Linked DNA regions of Homo sapiens: regions 1 and 3 are each linked to region 2. A link is a contact called in ENCODE Hi-C or POLR2A ChIA-PET data. All regions are on one chromosome and are shown on one strand. The core of a region is the stretch at or near the end of the contact, and the rest is flanking DNA. Distances in the headings are between cores, read along the strand shown. Region 1 holds the start of ATP13A2 (ATPase cation transporting 13A2). Region 2 overlaps SZRD1 (SUZ RNA binding domain containing 1). Region 3 has its middle 9.1 kb from the start of RNU1-2.

Region 1 (4,454 bases), core at 1,077-3,576, 620 kb before region 2:
AAATTAGTGATTTCTCAAGCTTTTTGCCACTGGGACCAGGCCTATTACGCCCTCTCCGTGGGTTCCCAAGAGAGCCACAGCCTAGAAGGGAAGCTGTTCAGTCGGTTCTCACCCACGTGGGACTGGAAATTTCAGACACGGTTATCCGGGAAGACAGCCTGGGCCACAGACCTCCTCGATGACCACACACCGAGAGCCACTTCCCCAAAGGTAACCCCAAGCAGATGGCAAGGCCTCCCACATGCTCTGTGGTTTGGAAGGAAGCTTCCTCTGGCCTCCTCCCTCATTAAGGAGAAGGGACGAGCTGCAGGTGCGGCTCCTTCCCAGCTGGCTCAGGGAATAGAGCCCCTTTAAGGCCAGGCAGCCTTAGCAATAAAAAGAATGAAGGGGGCACCCTTGCAAGGCAGTCCCCCATGCAGTCCCCAAGCCCTCTGCTTTTATTTATTTATTTATTTATTTATTTATTTATTTATTTATTTTAGAGGGAGTCTCAGTCTTTCACCCAGACTGGAGTACCTCTGCTTTTATGAAGCCGCTAATCCAGTGCCAGGATCTAAAGCAAGCAGCTGGCTTCTACCAAGTTCCTGCCATCTCATTTCATCCTCTCCATGCCTTCCATTTTGTAGGTGAGGGGAAGGAGAGCCTTAGAGAAGGAAAGTGACATTTTAAAGCTCACACAGCTAGAAAGCAACTCATGCATCCATGTCTTTCTGATGCCAGAACCCAGCCCCTTGCCACTGTACCATACTGCCTCTTGCCAAGGCCACCTGGGCTAGCCATTTCCAAACCCAGCCTTCCTGCTGCCCTGGAGGCTGGGTTCCTGCCAGAAATTGAGCTAAGCCCTGGGGGAGGACATGGGAGTTCTGAAAAGTTAAGCAGCCTGCCTCCCCTGGAAGTGTCACCGGAAGATGAAAGAACTCTTGTCACCTGACCCAAGGAAGCCAGTCCCATGGCCCAGGTGGTCAACAGGAATGACCCGCAACTGGTTGGCTCGGGCAGCCTGCCCCAGCTGAGTAAATGGCTCCACTGGCACCCAGCTGCTCAGGCCAAAACCCTGGGGAGCATCTTGAATTCCACACATTCCTGCACCCCCACATCCTATCCACCAGCAAGTCCTGCCAACGTGTGTTCCTGTACCAAATGTTCACTGGGATCTTGCTATGAATCAGGTGCTGCTTTCCCTCCTGGGGTCTATCCCCTACCCACACCCTCACCACCATCACAGCTGTGTCTCCTTCCAGCCCCTTCCACAATAGGGATCGTTGGAGTTTTCCTTTCCTTGACTAGGGCTACTTCCCAGTAGACAGCAGTCTCCGCAGGGACAGGGGCATCTCTGTTTTGTTCACTCTCACGTTCCTGGCTCCCACAGTGGTGCTGGCACTCCATAAATTCATACTGGACAAATGACCAGTGATCCTGCCCACGTCTATCCTTGGCCCTAACGTGAACCTTCCCTTGTTTGCCCTAGGATCTCACAGATCCACTCTCCCCTTTGGAGCTCCTCTGTCCAGAGGTCCTGGAGACAGGGAACACTATGCCTGTGCCGGTCACTATGGGGTAGCAGGATAAATGCTGCACGCAGGTAAGACATCTCTGGTGCCTTTCAGGGGTCTTCATGAATCCCCCCAGTGCAGGTGTGTCTGCAGGTCACGCTGTGAGGCTTCTCTTTCTCTGGCATTTCAAGGCCTCCAGTGCATCATGGCAGACTCTCCCTGGGTCTCTGTGGGCCCACATCTGACCCTGTGAATCTCTGGGCAGGTGTGTCTTCCTTCTTTGCATTCATCAAGCAGCGCCAGGCACTGTCTCAAGTGCTTGATACGCATTTTCTTTTTTTTTTTTTTTTGAGACAGAGTTTCGCTCTTTTTGCCCATGCTGGAGTGCAATGGCATGATCCCGGCTCACAGCAACCTCCGCCTCCTGGGTTCAAGCGATTCTCCTGGCTTAGTCTCCGAGTAGCTGGGATTACAGGCATGCGCCACCACGCCCAGTTGACAAGCATTTTCTTGTGTGATCCTCGCAGCAGTTCTCTGTGAAGCAGGCATTGCTATCCTACAGGTTGGGAAAAGAGGGCCAGAGAGGATCAGTGACTTGCTCACGGTCGCGCGGCCTGGAAGACATGGAGAGCTGGACCAGCACGCACAGTCCCTAACCACTGGGACGTGCTGGCGGGGGCTACCTCCGTGAGGTGTGTGTCTCCGGTCGCCCCGCCCCCGGTGTGTGCGGAGGAGCAGGCGGGGACTACAAGTCCCGGCAGCCCCGGCGCGGGCGCTGCGAGGGCCGCAGAGGGCCGGGCGGGGCTTGCGGCGCGCACGGAGGGACTGCGGCAGTGTCGGAGCCGCGCCGAGCCTGGTGGCCCAGGTGCCCCGCCCGCGTCAGCCCTGCTCCAGCCCCGCGCTAGCCCAGCGCCCCTCGCCCCGGGCCGTCCGGACCGCGCCCCCGCCCAGGGCCTTGCGCACGCCGGGGCCCAGGCCGAGGGCCGCAGCGCCGGGGCCGGCGATGAGCGCGAGGAGCCGGCATGAGCGCAGGTGAGTGCGGAGTCCGGGTCGGCCCCGAGCCCGGCGCGGTCCCCGGCCCGCCAGTTGTCGTCACCCCTTGGAGGGAGAGGGGAGGCGACGCCCCCCACCGCGGGGTCGCGAGCCCAGGAAGCGGGACCTGGTTGGGGATCCTGGCCCGTCCCCTCCCTTTTGACGGGGACTCGGCCCCGGTTTCTTCCCAGAGACGCCGGGGCTGGGGATGGCGCCGCCGCTCGCAGCCGGTCCCTCCCCTCCCCTGCACCCCTCAGCCGCGGGATTGGAAGCCGGGCGCTTGTGCAAGAGGGTCCTGGGGCCGTGCGGGGACGGGGAGGCCACCCCACGCCCACTTAATCGGATCCCACCCCGAGTGACGGATGTCCAGGTGGGGGAGACGGCTGCATCCTCGGGCCTCTGGGCAACCCCTCTGGGCTGAATGAATGAATGAATGGCGTTGGGGGAGTCGGGACTCCATTTCCTGGGTAGATGTCCTGGGCCACAGCGCCACTCCTGACCTCCTGCCTCAGACCCCAGAGAAAACCCGTCACACCCAGGGCCAAGGGCCACACCCTCCATGCAACCCATCCCTGGCCAGATGTCCTACGCCCACTCCTCCAGGGTCTAATTTAAATCCCACCTGCCGGGAATGGGGCCAGTCCTCCTCCCCTATCCAGAAAGGTCTCATCTCAGTGTCTGTCACTCAGCCCCCAGCCCCACAGCCTAGAGTGCACCCCCCGGCGAGGGAGGGGAAGGAATGAGGAAAGACAGCCCCTAGAATCCAGATCCAAAGATGGGAAGATGGTTCACACACACTCCCGCCTCAGCCTGGCAGAAGACAGGAGCTCCCCGCCGCCGGGAACCACAGCCAGGGAGGAGGCAGCCGCCCTGGGCCGCTGCCAGGTCACCAGCAGGAAGCCAAGGCTTCCGCAGGAAATAAGAGGTCCCAAATGGCTCTAGCCCCTCTGATCCACAGTGCTGGTGACACTGCCCCGAGCTGTGACCTCAGACGAGGTTCAAGTCCAGTCTTGGCCCCTCATAGCTGTGTGACTTTGTGCTTGTCAATCTACTCCTCTGGGCCTCGTTTTAAATGGGAATCCTAATCTGTACTTTTCATGGAATGGCTGTGGGAAAGAATGTGCCCATTCAGACACACTCATTTCCAGCTTCTCCCCTTTCAAGCTCTATGACCCTGGACAAGGGATTCACATGCTGTTCCTCAGTTTCCCCAGGTGTACAATGGGGATAATAATAGTCACTACCCCAGAGGGTTGTGTGTGAAGCTTCATTGAGTTAGCACACTGAAGGGCTTCCGCAGGGCATGGTGAGCACTCCATGGGAGCTGCTGTTCATCAGAAGAGCAATGACAGGCCAGGCGTGGTGGCTCACGCCTGTAATCCCAGCACTTTGGGAGCCTGAGGCAGGCGGATTACTTGAGGTCAGGAGTTCAAGACCAGTCTGGCCAACATGGGGAAACCCCGTCTCTACTAAAAATACAAAAATTAGCTGAGTGTGGTGGCATGTGCCTGTAGTCTCAGCTACTTCAGGAACTGAGGCAGGAGAATTGCTTGAACCTGGGAGGTGGAGGGTGCAGTGAGCTGAGATCTCTCCACTGCACTCCAGCCTGGGAGACGGGCAGGGGGGAAGGGGGGAACGGGGGGGGAAGACTCCATCTCAAAAAAAAGAGCAATGCCATCATGAAGGTGCTCTCGCCCCCCCACACAGCCTGTGGGTGCCTGTTCTGGGCTGGTCTGAGCCCACAGAAGCCCTGGGGAGACTGGGCTGTGGCTGGGGATAAACAGATGTACTGCAGGAGAGAGTGCCCTGGGCTTGATCCCTGCAGGGAGGGGCTCTGGAGGTTTCCACAGCTGTGACTTCCTCCCTCAAGTTCCACTCCCCTTTTCCTCTTTGCCAAGGTTGACTGAGAGAGTGTCATTGTGAAGTGAC
Region 2 (4,040 bases), core at 1,479-3,978:
GGAGGCCGAGGCGGGCGGATCACGAGGGCAGGAGATTGAGACCATCCTGGCTAACGCGGTGAAACCCCGTCTCTAATAAAAATACAAAAAATTGGCCAGGCACGGTGGCTCACGCCTGCAATGCCAGCACTTTGGGAGGCCGAGGTGGGCGGATCACGAGGTCAGGAGATCGAGACCATCCTGGCTAACACAGTGGAAACCCCATCTCTACTAAACATACAAAAAAAAAAAAAATTAGCCAGGCGTTGTGGCGGGCGCCTGTAGTCCCAGCTACTCAGAAGGCTGAGGCAGGACGCCTGTAGTCCCAGCTACTCAGAAGGCTGAGGCAGGAGAATGGCGTGAACCCGGGAGGCGAAGCTTGCAGTGAGCCGAGATGGCGCCACTGCACTCCAGCCTGGGCGACAGAGCAAGACTCTGCCCCCCCCCCACCCCCCCTCAAAAAAATACAAAAAATTAGCCGGGCGTGGTGGTGGGTGCCTGTAGTCCCAGCTACTCGGGAGGCTGAGGCAGGAGGATGGCGTGAACCTGGGAGGTGGAGCTTGCAGTGAGCTGAGATCGTGCCACTGCACTCCAGCCTGGGCGACAGAGCGAGACTCTGTCTCAAAAAAAAAAAAAAAAAAAAAGGAAATAACTATTCTCCAGTTGATGGGTGCAGTTCAAAGTTCAAGCTGGTTAGCTATATTGTTCTAATCTTGTAAATTCTTACTGACTCATTTGATCTACTGACCAGGTAAAGAATTAAGAATTATTGGCCAGGCACAGTGACAGTGGCTTATGCCTGTAATCCCAACATTTTGGGAGGCTGAGGCAGGCGGATCACTTGGGGTCAGGAGTTTGTGACCAGTTTGGCAACAGGGTGAAAACCTGTTTCTATTTAAAAATTCAACAATTATCCAGGCGTGGTGGTGCGCACATGTAATCCCAGCTACTAGGGAGGCTGCAGTGAGTGGAGATCACACCACTGCACTCCAGCCTGGGCGACAGGGCAAGACTCTGTCTCAAAAAAAAAAAAAAAAAAAAAAAAAGACTTATTCTTTCTAGTAAGTTAAACAGTGTATCATTATGATGTGATCTTTTTTGCCTTATAATGTATTGTTTCATATTAATAAAGTTGGCCAGCTTTCTTTTGGTCAGTATTTCCTAGAACATAGTTTTTCTCACCTTTCCATGTCCTTATTTGCATCTCTTGTAAACAGTATGAACTAGATTAACCATATGAAACTAGATTTAAATCTAGTCTAACACTGACACCTATCCTGATTGGTACTAACTTGTGTTTAAAATATATTTATATATTTGGCTGGGCATGGTAGCTCACGCCTACAATCCTAGCACTTTGACTTTGGGAGGCCGAGGTGGGTGAATCACTTGAGGTCAGGAGTTCAAGACCAGCCTGGTCAACAAGGTGAAACCCCGTCTCTACTAAAAATACAAAAATTAGCTGGGCGTGGTATCCCAGCTACTCAGGAGGCTGAGGCAGGAGAATCTCTTGAACCTGGGAGACGGAGGTTGCAGTGAGCCGAGATTATGCCACTGCACTCCTGCCTGGGCAATAGAGCATGACTCTGTCTCAAAATATATATATATATGTAATTTATTGTATTCTGAGGCACCATCAAATCTCTGGAGGGGCCAGAAAGGCACTAAAATGGAAACCTCTCGCTCCAGCTTGGAACACAGTTGGTGCCAAAGAATGCTGAATGACTGAATGGAAAAGGTACACCAATAATAAGAGAACGACCTGGATGTTTTCTGTGAACTGACAAACACAGACACTCACACAGAATCTATGTCCACTACGTACTCTGTCCTGAAAATGACTGTATTGATGGAATTGTATTAATTCTATTAATACCAGTGTTATTACCTGAGTAAGTACTACAGCTCATATTAGTCTATTGCCTATTACCTTTTAAGGGCTTCTCACAAGTAACTTCTTGTTTTAAAGTTTCATACTGTATCATTTCGCTCCACTCTAAATACAAGACTGCCTATTCGAGTTTCTCCATCATAAACAGAGCCTTGACAGCTGTAGAATTTAGAAGCCTTTGAGGGTTGAGACCAAATGCCTTCATAGACCAGGCAAGCAGCCAAACTCCACTCGCACGGAGCATACCTGGGGAAGTGAAGGGGCTGCAGGGCACCAAAGAGCACTTGCCCTGCCTAATGACGGCCAACAAGCTTTGGCAGACAGGGCCAGATCTAGCGCAGAAGAAACCAAATCAGTATTTTTATGGCAATGCACTGAATTTTCCAACTTCACTATGTGAACTTTCACTTTCATATCGCTGCGAGAGCCAAATAAGACAGAGAGAGAAATGGGCCTCACACATTAGAGTGAATTTGAGAAGTCCCATCCAGGTCTCCTCTGAGGAAAGCAAACTGCTTCCTTCTTCCTCTAGGGTTTAAGGAAGATGGACCATCTGCCCAGTTCCAGCACAAGGAGCCTGGGTGGAAGAAAAGCGCTTCAAGAGGACATCGTAGGCCATGTCTGAGTAAATGCGCCTCTGTCCCCAAACTAGAACATGATTAACATACTTGGCATGTAATATAATACTAATAGCTTTTAAAATAATACCTTATATCGATATAATGTATTATGGCTGTCAACATTCTTCCCCAGACATTCATTTTCTGCTCACACCAGCCCTGTTTGGCAGACAAAGTAGCTTTTATCCTTCTGTCAGATGAGGGTTAGGGAACTTACCCAAGGTCACAAGGTAGTAAACCACAGAGACAGCCCTAGAATTCGCCTTTTGAGGCCCCTATGCTGACATACCACCCTCCCCCGACAATTGCTCAAATCCCCTGGAAATGCCAGTATAAACCATTAGATATTGGTCATCTCCCCCAATTCCACACTGCTCCCTGGCATGCCAAGAACTACAACTCTCATCCAACTCCACTGTGAAAGGCAGAAGAGCTTTATCAGAGCTGGAGAGGGATTCTTCCATAAGATTACAGAATGGGATGGAAACCCAAGCAGCTTTGGTGGAAAGTGGATCCTGGTCATCTTTAGATGGCCAGCTGGACGCCAGCATGCTCAGAGGCGCCCAAGCAGGAGAAGGAATGCTCTGCCAGCAGCTGGAGAGGGCATCGCATCTCCCTCTGGAGTCTGTCCAGGTATCATGAGTCAGTCTATTCTCTTCTCAGACAAGGCCTTGCAATCAATCTGCTCTCAGACTCATGCTCTGAAAAGCTGGACCAAGTCAAAACTTTCCTACAGGGTGTATTACAAGGAAAATGTGCATCTCCCCCAGAGATGCAATAGCCCAATGGAATTAAACAGGCCTCAGAACTTGTGTGGGGAAGCATCTAGATGCAGGCCTGAAATAAGGAATCGTACTACCTAAGGGAACCCTCTCTTTAGACAAGGATGCAGAGTCCTGCCCAAGGTCTAGGCTCCTGTGTTAGAGGCCTGACCTCCATCGCTAGTCAAAGAAAACCATCGCTGTGACTGCTGTGAGTGGGCACAAGGCAAGTGCTAGGGCACAAGCATACCACACAGGGCGGTGGCCAGGAAAGTGATCTCCTATGGCTCCTGCTCCTGGAAAGGCTCTTCAGCCAAGTAGCACCAAGCAGCCCACAGAAGGTGACATTCTGTGTTCCGGGTCCAAATCCTAAGCAAAAGATCTACTGTTGCCAAACCTTGACATCACTTGTCCTATGAGGCTACACATCTACAGAAATGGGACACAAGCTTCTCGGTCTCAGAGAACAAGCAAAGCCAGAAGGAAAGAGCGGAGGCAGGAAATCATGAAGAAGCACAGTGGGGAGGAAGGTGGTTCTCGACAGGGCTGGTCCTTTATGGGAGGTAAAGGAGAGCCACAACCACAAGGTGAATGGGATCAGATGTCAACATTTGCAATTTTAACTCACCAGAGGAGGAAGCTCAGCTTCACTGGCTGCTGATGCCCTTAACCTTGCTATAAATGTGCCTCTGGCTGAAAAGTTAGGGTATGGGACCTAGGAGTACAATGCGGATAAGATCATTCCCAAGGAGGAGAGCAGGGAAGGGGTCACCTCAAACAACCCAGTTT
Region 3 (4,675 bases), core at 1,940-4,439, 520 kb before region 2:
GAATGACCAGCCTATAGAAGAACTGTTTTTTGTCCTGAGCATAGGGGAAGGATGAAGTTGCACCAACTAAGGTGGAATTAAGCTGCAGATGGGGAAAAATCTGGATTTTGGTTCAGAGCCCTGGGGTCTTCCTCAAAAGTCTCTTTCCTTGAAAGAGGAACCCTGTCTCGGTTTCTGCATCTCTCTGAGTCCTTTTGGAGGTTGAGGATGCTGAGGTCTTGGTGCTTGGCCCCCTCTAACCCTGAGTACTTCCCCTCCTGTGGGGTAACCTGGCCCAGTACCCAGGCCCCAGCTCTGGCGACCATTTCCCCCTACTTTGCTCCTAGCAAAGGCCATTTCTAGGTCAGTCGTGAGGTACAGGCAGAACGGGCAACTTCTTCTGAGATTTTTGGCCCTGGAAGGCCTTGAGCCCTGTGGTCCTGCAGAACTGCTGTCTCCCTCTTTTGGAGAAAGCAGGGAGGAAATGACCTGTGTGGGGGGAATTGTGAGCTGCACCTGCACAGAGGAGCTGAGGCAAGCAGGGCAGTTCTGGTCTGTCAATGTAAAGGACATTTATCATTCAAGAGGTTGGGCTGTTATTATTAATTTTGAATTTTGTCAATACAAACTGAAGGGAAATTTGTCTTCTTACTTGTAGGAACCTCACAAGACCACCCATCTTATATTCCAGGGAGAATTGCTGCGTATTACACAAACTCATAGGTGAGACTGCCGTTCTGACCTGCAGGCCTGGATGCCCTGCACAGGGGCACAGAGCACTGGCAAAGCCCTTCCCATACAAACAGCAAGCATGTTATGTCTACAACCCAACGGCACCAGTTCCAAGTACAATTTCTACTTGGCTGTATGAGCTGAGTACACGTTCCCCCCAGCACAGAAATCCTGCAAACTCCCATGAATGCTATAGTGAAAAGCAGGGGCTGGCCAGGTGTGATGGATCACACCTGTAATCCCAGGACTTTAGAAGGCCAAGGCAGGGCGGATTATTTGAGTCCAGGAGTTGGAGACCAACCTGGGCAACATGGTGAAACTTCAACTCTTAAAAAACAAAACAACCACCACCACAACAAAACCAAGAACAGAAATTAGCTGGCTGTGGTGACTCGTGCCTCTGCTACTCCAGAGGCTGAGGTGGGAGGATCGCTTAAACCAAGATGCTACCAGATAGAGTGAGACTCTGTCTCGGGGAAAAAGACAAACAAAATAAGTCTGTGTAAGAGGTGACTCTGGGGACAGTGGAAAAACACTAAGGTTTTCAAGTGGTGGTAAAAGCCAGTAGGCCTTGGGGACCATTGAGCAGTCTACAAAGCAGGGAAGCCTAGATCCCTGAGCTCCGCCTGCCAAGTACCACCACAGCTAACATGAGAGACCTCTGCCACAGAGACTGAAATTTGCCTCCCAAGGAAACAAGTGACTACAGACATCTGTCCCAGGACAGTAAACAAGGTCTCACAAAAACAAAAACAGCTGACCACACCATAAAATCACTGAGACCGAGCCTGCGACTATAGGCGAAAAAAAAAAGGCTATTATTCATACCGTGAAAGACCAGGGGAAAGTGCAGACACAGTCCCCTACTACTGTTGTGGGAATCAGGAGAACAGAGAGACCAATGGGTGGAACAGGAGGATTTTATTGAGTGCCCTCAGGCCCAGAGGATTAAAATCCAAAGGCTGAGCCCCGAACAAAGACAGGGTTTGACTTTTATACACACTTCAAAAAGGGGGTTGGCTAGTTTGAATGGCATGGTGGGACTATGATGGCACCAAACTCGCGGGGCAGGCAAGAGGGCTTACAGAAGCAGAACAAAGGCAGCTAGTCAAACTGTGACAGGTCTCACGAGGCAAGAATAGCTGGTGACCTTGCAGCTGCACTGAAGGGAAATCAAGAACTTAACAAAACTTGAATAGTGAGAAATGGTAAAGGGAAAAGAGAAGGTAATAAAAGCATTTGCTGTTTCTTGCTCTTATCCTTCCTAGGGATAACAGACTGTTAAGAGAGTCTCCAGAACTCATTTCTCAGCGATGTGGTTTTTCAGAAACTATCTGTTCCTGACCTTGCAGCCAAGCAAGTACAGGAAAATACTTTTTCTTTTTAATTTCTACCTTATTACTACAAGTTACAAAACAGAGGTTTCCACGTTTGGAAAAATAAGAGACAACAACATAGCCATAGAATGCATAGCCCTCAGCCTTACAGTAAACCACTTTGATAACCATAACATGTGCTCTACATACCACACATGTGAACTTCCGCCCCGCCACAGCTCCATACGCCTCACCCTTTACACGCACGGTCACTTGCCCCGAGCACCACCCCAGCCAATCCCCAATCACCCTGAGCCCTCCTAGCCCTAACGCACAGCTAGGACGCTCACGTCCAGCCAGCGGTCCCGGACTTGCTCCTACAGCACGGGAAATCCTTCATGGCGAAGCAGCAGCCCCTGCGCTGCCTCATCTACATAGAAACGCCCTATCGGTGATGTCACCAACAGTGCCTTTCCCAGTCCCCTTCTGTTCTTCCGCCCCACCCTCCTCCACTCAGCCCACCAACCCGGTGCCGCAGCCGGCGGGGGAAGTGACGTCCGCCTGTCCCTCCTTTCTGTCTCGCCCTTGTCTTTTGGGGAGGTGCGCCGAGACCCTGCATCTAGTCTCCCCCGAAGAAGTGATTACTTAACCTGTGTCCTGCGGAGGACCCTTCTGGCGGGCAGCTGGAAGCCTGTGCACCCGTCTTCAAATAATGGCTTTTAATAGCAGACTGGAACGTTTCGGATTACAAAGCAAACCGGACCCTTTCAAACCTGGTTATCTTTGTGAAGTAGCATTCCACTTAAAATTGGGAGCCCTTTAATAACAGAGAGAAATCATGTCTATGAAACTAGAGAAGCTGCTCAGATAACTGCAAACCAGCCATCCTTACTGGTTTTACGAGTAGTAGTGTTATAAAGAAAGTTGTCCAGTTTTATGAGTCTTGTAGGTTTGTTTTTTTGTTTTTCAAATACAGTAGTGTACAAAAAGGAAGCAGAATGTGGTTGCTGTCTCAATGTAATGCCTCGCTGGGCCTGAGAATTTGAAAATAAAAAAGTTCTCTTCTTTCCCCATTCTCCCTTTAGATGAAAAGTCTTTCTTGGCCGGGCGCGGTGGCTGACGCTTGTAAGCCCAGCACTTTGGGAGGCTGAGGCGGGCCGATCACGAGGTCAGGAGATCGAGACCACGGTGAAACCCCGTCTCTACTAAAAATAAAAAAAAAAAATTAGCCTGGCGTGGTGGCGGGCGCCTGTAGTCTCAGCTACTCGCAGAGGCTGAGGCAGGAGAATGGCGTGAACCCGGGAGGCGGAGCTTGCAGTGAGCTGAGATCGCCCACTGCACTCCAGCCTGGGCGACAGAGCGAGACTCCGTTTAAAAAAAAAAAAAGTATTTCTTGAAAGCATTGTCGATCAAAAGCTGTGTCCCTCCTTGCCAGAATGGCTCATTCCCAGATAGTCCTGTCCCACACGGGGGTCAGGGGAGGGAAGGAGACCTCTCTTTTTAACAGCGTCCAAAAGCTGAACTGGTGTGGCATCACAACATGGAAAAAAAAAAAAAAAAAGAGAGAGAGAGAGAGAGAGAGATATCTCGGCCAATTCTATAGTTGCTGTCACTTGTTGAATCATCTCTAGTTTTCAGAGTACCATGAATTTAGTTTCTCAAAAGAAGTAAAACAATGAGAAATACATAACATTAATAATTTGAGTAGTAGAAATATAATGCATACAAGAATGATCATCACAAAGAGAATCTGTATCCTGGAACAGTAAGGGAACCAGGGAACTGGGATTTGATGTTTCAGCCAACTGAAAACATCAGGGAAAACATCAAACCCCATTTCTTCTTTAGTGATTTCTTGCAGCCAAGTGGCTTCTTTTCTGATTTTTTCTAGAGAAGGTTCTACTACATGGGAAATGTATATGTATATGCAACAAAAGGTATTTGCCACCACACATCTCCCTGCTCAGCTAAATGTATCACCTAAAGTGATGTGATTATCTAGTACAACCTTAGCCAGTGACTAAATACCTTTTTATAGAGCTGCAAAAGAGGCCGCAGTTTCATCAGCAATGTTTTTCTTTCTTTTTCTTTTTCTTTCAGAGACAGTGTCTGGCTCTGTGGCTCAGGCTGGAGTGCAGTGGCGCCATCATAGCTCACTGCAGCCTCAAACTCTTTGGCTTAAGTGATTCTCCTGTCTCAGCCCCTGAGTCACTGGGATTACAGGCCAGAGCCACCATGCCTGGTTTTCATCAGCAATGTTTCCTGAGGTTACAAAAAGATTTGTAATCCTGGGAGGAAACACTCCCTTGAAGCAAGTGTTCTCCCCAAAAAAATGCAAGGAGCTATCTTCTTGATAGCCAGGCAGATAATTCTCAGGTTTTGCCCCACAGAATCTCTATCTAAAATAGAGCAGTGGTCATGCCTAGTGAAAAGTTTGAGGGAACTCGCCCAATGTTGGGTTTCTTCAGAGCCATATATATAGATATAACCAAATATCCTAAAAGACACTGCCCTTCATCATTCCATGCCGTTAGACATTTACAGGACCATGGATGGTGATCTCCTCCAGACAAAAATAAATGCTGGTGCAGAACAGGTAAGTGTATTATAATTTGAGTACATCAGCTTTTGGGCATTTTAAACCATGG

Evidence for each region. A loop is a pair of places that touch in the nucleus more often than their neighbours do. ChIA-PET counts read pairs that join two places held with the same protein, here RNA polymerase II (POLR2A). Pooled maps may share reads with other maps.
Region 1: a pooled map shows a loop between it and region 2 (3-fold over the local background). The contact joins the promoter of ATP13A2 here to the enhancer-like site in region 2. A Hi-C loop is called at or near these places in 1 of 168 maps with a recorded cell type or tissue (CD8-positive, alpha-beta T cell) and 1 of 50 pooled maps. POLR2A ChIA-PET finds 5 or more read pairs at or near these places in 2 of 52 experiments (CD8-positive, alpha-beta memory T cell and WTC11).
Region 3: a pooled map shows a loop between it and region 2 (3-fold over the local background). The contact joins two enhancer-like sites. A Hi-C loop is called at or near these places in 3 of 50 pooled maps. POLR2A ChIA-PET finds 5 or more read pairs at or near these places in 2 of 52 experiments (AG04450 and activated naive CD4-positive, alpha-beta T cell).

Annotation. Positions count from the first base shown.
Region 1 is chr1:17,009,800-17,014,253 of GRCh38, reverse strand. ATP13A2 (ATPase cation transporting 13A2) reads left to right here and starts at 2,326. Exons shown (of 29, transcript NM_022089.4): 1 at 2,326-2,525. The coding sequence starts at 2,516. RefSeq lists a silencer at 2,162-2,691 and enhancers at 3,182-3,231, 3,995-4,074.
Region 2 is chr1:16,385,664-16,389,703 of GRCh38, reverse strand. All of the region lies in intron 1 of SZRD1 (SUZ RNA binding domain containing 1), which reads right to left. Among named protein-coding and RNA genes, the nearest start is that of SZRD1, 20 kb to the right of the region's middle. RefSeq lists enhancers at 3,122-3,622, 3,623-4,040. Within about 2 kb of position 2,728, at least 20 of the 41 ENCODE cell types and tissues checked have a DNase peak (open chromatin) inside an H3K27ac peak, as active enhancers do; they include CD8-positive, alpha-beta T cell, where a contact is called at or near this core.
Region 3 is chr1:16,902,764-16,907,438 of GRCh38, reverse strand. No RefSeq gene overlaps it. Among named protein-coding and RNA genes, the nearest start is that of RNU1-2, 9.1 kb to the right of the region's middle. RefSeq lists a silencer at 1,831-2,125 and enhancers at 1,866-2,505, 2,662-2,711, 2,812-2,861, 2,506-3,145, 3,332-3,611. Within about 2 kb of position 3,189, at least 41 of the 41 ENCODE cell types and tissues checked have a DNase peak (open chromatin) inside an H3K27ac peak, as active enhancers do.